Linked DNA regions of Homo sapiens: region 2 is linked to region 1. The links are chromatin contacts, found by Hi-C or POLR2A ChIA-PET in ENCODE. All regions are on one chromosome and are shown on one strand. Each heading gives the region's core, a stretch centred on a gene start or an enhancer-like site at or near the end of the contact. The rest is flanking DNA. Distances are from core to core; before and after follow the strand shown. Region 1 holds the start of FCF1 (FCF1 rRNA-processing protein). Region 2 holds the start of MLH3 (mutL homolog 3).

Region 1 (3,263 bases), core at 498-2,997:
TAATCTATCCTTTTCTTTACTAGGAAGAAAAAGGTAAATTAAATCCAAGGGAGAAGAAAAACCACAGCAATTAAAATCTCAAAAATCTAAAGTTCCATTTTTTTTTTTTTTTGGTCTACTGAAGAAATCCTACTTTGTGATATCCTCATGTTAATATCAGCATACTCTTTCTGAGCAAATAACTCTAGTGCAAAGCACAGTACCTGGAAGTATCAGAATTAACCAGTAATGCCAATAATGCATAAGAATTGTTAATGAGTAAATAAAAGCTGATTATACTATATTTATTTTTTAGTCAGAATCTCTCACATCAAGGATCACAATCCACTTCCAAGCAATGGGTAAAAGGGTGACAGTTATCTTCTGAAGATTCAGATGCTTTAACTTTTGGGGGAAAAGTATTACCCCATATGCTTCTTATAAAGGGCTAAAATGTAAAAACGCATATACAGAACTTAACCCTTAACTAGAAAGAAATTATTATTAATGGAGTGTCATTCCTAAAAATTACACAATACATCCACACTAAAGGCTGAGAATAATAATTCTGAAGGTTTTAACGACTATTCTCTTATTCTGAGACTCTTTTTTGTATTTTTAGTGGAGACAGGGTTTCACCGTGTTGGCCAGGCTGGTTTTGAACTCCTCACCTCAGGTGATCCACCCGCCTCAGCCTCCCAAAGTGCTGGGATTACAGGCGTGAGCCACTGCGCCCGGCTTTCTGAGACTCTTAAACTCAGTGAAGATCAGTCTTTATTTAATAGCTATGCTTATTCTACACTTAAGCAGGGACACCGCTTTGATCCTCTTCATACTAGGGAATTTCACTTCACTTTCTTCTTCCACAGTGATTTGGATTCTTATATTAGTAAGACTTATAAAATGGAGATATCTTGGAGTTTTCCCATTTTCTCTGACAAAAATATTTGAGTACCAGGCACTGGAAACGCCAGACAAACAAGGTCTCTAACCTTGCCATCTTTCAACAAGAAACACTCCCCTCGCCCCACCCCAGGGGAATGTAGTAGTGTAATGGTAAAAACATAAAGAGAACTATACGGACTTCACCGAACTGACATGAGGTTTAAATGCGATATGGCAGACAAAGCATATAACGGTAGAAAAAGTGAACACTTAAGAAATGTTTAATTCCCATCGCCTTTCCCAGTGTGATCGCTCAGCAGCTAAATTACTGTTAAACACTGGCTATCTCATGCTATATAAATCTAAGACACGATAATAAGCAAAAAACAAAATAATAACAACAAACATTTTTACTACTTATCCTCTCTAGACTCTTATTAGAATATCCCTGGGCAGTTGATTCCAGACACTCACAGCCTCTGATCTCTGAGACTAAGCATTCGCTTCATGGTCGCATACTTCCTTGTTTTCTTTTGCTTCCCCTTGAAACAGAAATTTTAGAATTAAAAAAGTTGGAAACACACGGCATCTTTTAAAGTCTCTTCTTTTCTCTTGTCTATTGCCTTCCCTTCTTGCCTCAAATAACCCAGACCCTCTTCCCCACTCTGTAAAGCATAACAGTCACCGCTTGGAGAAGTTTAAGAGCTAAGACCAGAATGAAAATATGCTAGGATAATGTGAAGGAAATTTGGCCACGGTCTGACTACCTCCTTCTCCACCCAAAAAGTGGCCTGATAACGTCCCTTCTTGGACCGTCTTCTCTCACCATGGTCACGCCAAACTCCTGGTTCTTCCGTAATCACCAACGGCGCAATACTTCTACGTCATTCACATACTGCTTCCGGCAAAGGATAGCCCGGAAGCGGAAACTCCTTGGGGAAAGGGCAATCCCCCGAGCCGGTTCCCAGGCCGGGTGGAGACCAACTCTGGGGTCTGTTGGTGGGAGAGTGGGGAGCCCGTCTTCTGCTGAGTGCTGCCGCCCCTTCCCAGGACAGCGGAGGTGGAACTTCGTCGCGCTGCAACCCCCGGCTCGGGTAACGTTTCTCTCCAGCCTTAGGCAGAGCCCAGAAGACCTGCCTTTACCAGAGTTCCAGAGAGAGAGGGAGGAAAAGGGTAGGGGGGTTCAGACTCCTGGTTTGCCCAGTAGTTTGGGGGAACACATTCTCCTCACCCTGTAGCGTTGGGGTATCCGGTGTCTATGGTCCAGCCCTGAGGCTGTGGTTCCTATTTGGTTTTCCTAGCCGATATGGTGCTTTGTGCAGCTAGGTGGATGATTGTTCTCGAGTATATACCGTGTACTCCTCTCGGTGAAGAGAGAAATGAAGCAGTGTTTGAGGGCCTAGACTATCGCTAGAGAATTGGGGCATAAGCTTGCATATGTTACTACTTACCCAAGCCAAGAAAATGGTGAGATACAATGCACATTTATTGTGAAGCCTTGGTGTGTCATCTTTAAGTAAAAAGGGAGAATTTGTGAGAACAAGGAGCGAAAGGTAGCTTTTTTCTTTGAGTACCTGCTATGTATTCCAGTGGTTCTTAACTTTTTGGAGATAACTTATTTCTTGAAAGTTTGTGGAAAGCCAGGAACAATTCTTTAAAAAATGGGCACACATACAGTTTGTAATACACTTAATGAGATTGGTGGACTCTGAAGCCCATCCGTGGACCCTCTGGGTGTCTGTAAACTTTAAATGAAAACCCCCATCCTGTATACTGTACTTGTCACTTTATTCATATTACCTTCTTTGACCTTCTCAATAACATAAATTCTTTTATTTTACATATGGGGAAATTGAGCCCCAGACTTTGTTCAGGGGTCTGTTTGAGTCTCGTGATTCCAAAGTCTGTACTTGTATTTCTTTTTTTCTTTTTCTTTCTTTCTTTCTTTCTTTTTTTTTCTTTTTTTTTTTTTTTTTTTTTTTTTTTTTGCACTTTGTCTTCCATTCTCCAGCTACTGATCAAGCTGGGAACGGAATGGGTACCTCTGTCATACTTTTCTTATTGCATGATGCTATCCTAGAGTTGGAAGTAAAATATGTTATCAGGTTTAAAAAAGAAGGTGACCATTGTATAACCCTTATGATGAAAACACGTTTATTGTTTAACACGAACTTTGGAGTCTGACTGATGGGGTTAAAATCCTTGCTCTGCCTTATAACTCGCCATGACATTGGGTGAGTTAATCTATCTGCATCTCAGTTTCTTTATCTGTAAAATGGAGATAATCATAGTAGCACTCTTTTATTGGGATGTTATCAGGACTTATGTTTATTCATAGTTAACATGCGAGGTCCCTAGAAGAGTGTAAACCAGACTACTCAGAGTGTTTTCTGTTGTTA
Region 2 (3,263 bases), core at 244-2,743, 340 kb before region 1:
ACATAAAGTTATGTTATGGGCTGAACTGTGTCCCACCAAATTCATATGTTAAAGTCTCAGTCCCCAGTACCTCAGAAAGTGACTGTATTTGGACATAGGGCCTTTAAAGAGGTGATTAAGATTAAATGAGGCTGTGAGGGTGGGCCCTAATCCAATCTGACTGGTGTTCTTATAAGAGAACATATTGGCTATAGACACGTGTGCAAAAATCAAAGACCCTGTGAAAATGGCCATCTACAAGCCAAGGAGAGAGGCCTCAGGAGAAATCGTTGCTGCCAACACCTTGATCTCAGACTTCCAGTCTCTAGAACTGAGAGGAAATAGACTTCTGCTGCTTAAGCTACTCAGTCTGAGGTATTTTGTTATGGCAGCCCTAGGTATAGTAATAATCATAAACAGTTATCAGGATTTTGCTTAATCAGCCCTAGAAGACTGGTTGGTTGGGTTTGGTTAGTCACTAAACTAGCATATATCAAATGCTTACCAGGTCTGACAAATTCGTTATAAATTCCACTTTAAATTCTCAATGAAAATGAGATAGAAAGCAAAAACTAAGGACTGGTTAACAATTCCAAAACACTTTATTCTCACAGCATTCTCAGAGTTCTGCTCTCCTTTAGTTATTTTTATAACTAAAAGCTGTGGTGGCACTGGGGAGATTCAAGTCAGTGAAGAGAGTCTTGGTGTTGTCATCTGTAAATTAAGAGTTGAGCAAAGGCCGGGTGCGGTGGCTCACGCCTGTAATCCCAACACTTTGGGAGGCCGAGGCGGGCAGATCACCTGAGGTCCGGAGTTCGAGACCAGCCTGACCAACATGGAGAAACCCCCGTCTCTACTAAAAATACAAAATTAGCCGAGTGTGGTGGCGCATGCCTGTAATCCTAGCTACTCGGGAGGCTGAGGCAGGAGAATCACTTGAACCCTGGAGGCGGAGGTTGCAGTAAGCTGAGATCGCACCACTGAATTCCAGCCTGGGCAACAAGAGCTAAACTCCGTCTCAAAAAAAAAAAAAAAAAAAAAAAGAGTTGAGTTAGACAGTTTCTCAGCCTTTTCCAGCTCCAAATGCCATAATTCTAAGATGGCAGGCTCTGGAATTATTCATTCATTCGGTGCCTACCATAGGCCAGGCACTGTTCTTGGTAACTGGGATACAGCAGTAAACAAAATATATAAACTCCTTACCTTCACATAGCTTACATTCTAGGGAGAGAAGACAATAAGTAAACACATAAAATATATATTGAATTAAACGGTAGTTAAGAGCAAAGGTGAAAATGAGAAAAAAAAGGAAAGGGAAAACACGGGAAAAAAAAATAAAAACAAAAGTAAAAGCTACGACATAGTCTTTAACACCATGCCAAAAGGGAATAAGGATTGAGACTGTAGGTACCGGTTCACTGAACCCTGGGATGCGGATCCTTGGCTGGAACAACTGGTGCGCATGCGCACTGGTGTCTCGCGGCCTGGCGCGCCCCCTCCGAAGCGCATGCTCGTGGGCACGCACGAGCCTCAAGATCCAAGGTGCGCGCGTCGGCGTCCGAGGCGGTTGGTGTCGGAGAATTTGTTAAGCGGGACTCCAGGTGACTCTGGGGGAAGCACGCGACGAAAAGATGATGCCGGGGTCTCTTCTAACACCAGAAGGGCCCTGATGATGGCTGCGCGCAGCTTTCGGAGCCGGATGCGCGAGGGCCCCGGAGGCCCGGCGGCCTGGCGGCCGGGCGGGCCCAGTTTGGGGACAAGGACGGGGCTGGCCAGGGAGGGGCTGGGCCTGGCGGGAAGGCAGCGCTGCCCCGGACTCGGCCCGCGCGGCCCTCCCAGGCCCCCGTGCCCTGGATCCAGGCCCGTGCGTCCCGTCAGTCCCAGGCGCTGGGAGGCGTCATCAGGAAATCATTGGGTTTACATTAATCGGAATACTTGTTAAACGTTTACCCGTCAGTTGCTGCCGGCTGCTTAGTGCATTAGCTTAGAAAGCAGCAGAAATTCTGCAGTTAAGAGCCCTGATTTGTCCCGAGTTTGGAAAACCGGCCCCACCGCCTGCAGGGGCCCACCCACGTGGCTCTCACTGATGGAGAAGAAGGGGAGACCTTTAATGGCACTGGAATCTTAGGGTTTGGTTTTTTTTGTTTTGTTTTTTGTTTTTGTGTTTTCACTTGCAGGAAAACTTAAAATCAAGTTCAGGCAGCCCCATGCCATCATTATTATTACCAAGGTAGTTTATGCCCATCTGTAAAGACCAAAAGAATATTAATAATGACCTTCTGGCCGGGCGCGGTGGTTCACACCTGTAATCCCAGCACTTTGGGAGGCCAAGGCGGGAGGATCACTTGAGTTCAGGAGTTCGAGACCAGGCTGGTTAACATGGTGAAACCCCATCTCTACATAAGAGACAAAAATTAGCCAGGCATGGTGGCGAGCGCCTGTAATCCCAGCTACTCGGGAGGCTAAGGCTGGAGGATTGCTTGAGCCCGGGAGGTGCAGGCTGCAGTGAGCCGAGATTGTGTCATTGCACTCCAGCCTGGGTGACAGAGTGAGACTGTTTCAAAAAAGAATAATAACGACTTTCTAAAAACATCAGAGTAATACATGAACAGGATTTAACAATCAAATGGCAAAGAAAGGTTTATATGAAAAGGAATTTTCCTGCTTTATCTTTTCCCATTCCCAGCCTCTTTCCCTGAGGTGACTATACTTAACCATAATAATAATAACCTCTTAATGCCCCCAATCTCTCTTTGATACAATTTGATTCTTAAAATTTCTTCCTATTGCTTCACCTTATTACAATGTCTTAGCAATTCATTATAAGTATTTTTCTAAAAGTCATGGTTATTGTGTAATGTATAAATGTTATGAAACTAGCTTGGACATTTTTGTCATGAATAATTTCTAGCTAATGTTCCTTAGCTGTATTTAATTTAGGCATCTGTTTTTGGTGAAGTGGTTAGAATTTCGAATACTGTGTTTACTGGTCAACTTCAAGTGTAATTATGATTTCACTTTAGGACATGTGGGATTTAGAAAGGAGCATTGAAAATTATGAAATTATGAATTTTTTTTGGATGTTAATCCATTGCACCAAGCATGAGCTGTGCCTAGAGATCAGCGGTATAACTTTGTTTTGCTTTGTTTCACAATTTGGTTTAATAAGAGTGATTTCATTTACCTCAAGTGCTATTTCTTCATAATGCTGTGTAATGCTAAAGCTTTGATTATGTGCGTGTGTGGTTTTTTTCTCCAATAGGCAATTATTTCCAGTCAGAGAA

What was found. A loop is a pair of places that touch in the nucleus more often than their neighbours do. ChIA-PET counts read pairs that join two places held with the same protein, here RNA polymerase II (POLR2A). Pooled maps may share reads with other maps.
Region 2: a loop to region 1 is called in a map with no recorded cell type, with 4 times the contacts of the local background. The contact joins the promoter of MLH3 here to the promoter of FCF1 in region 1. A Hi-C loop is called at or near these places in 2 of 37 single-sample maps with no recorded cell type and 7 of 50 pooled maps. POLR2A ChIA-PET finds 5 or more read pairs at or near these places in 1 of 52 experiments (A673).

Annotation. Positions count from the first base shown.
Region 1 is chr14:74,711,628-74,714,890 of GRCh38, reverse strand. FCF1 (FCF1 rRNA-processing protein) reads right to left here and starts at 1,747. Exons shown (of 8, transcript NM_015962.5): 1 at 1,691-1,747; 2 at 1,339-1,406; 3 at 1-19. The coding sequence starts at 1,693. It overlaps AREL1 (apoptosis resistant E3 ubiquitin protein ligase 1), which reads left to right and starts at 1,811. Exons shown (of 20, transcript NM_001039479.2): 1 at 1,811-1,958. RefSeq lists an enhancer at 1,634-1,913.
Region 2 is chr14:75,049,697-75,052,959 of GRCh38, reverse strand. MLH3 (mutL homolog 3) reads left to right here and starts at 1,493. Exons shown (of 13, transcript NM_001040108.2): 1 at 1,493-1,580; 2 at 3,242-3,263. RefSeq lists a silencer at 1,691-1,880.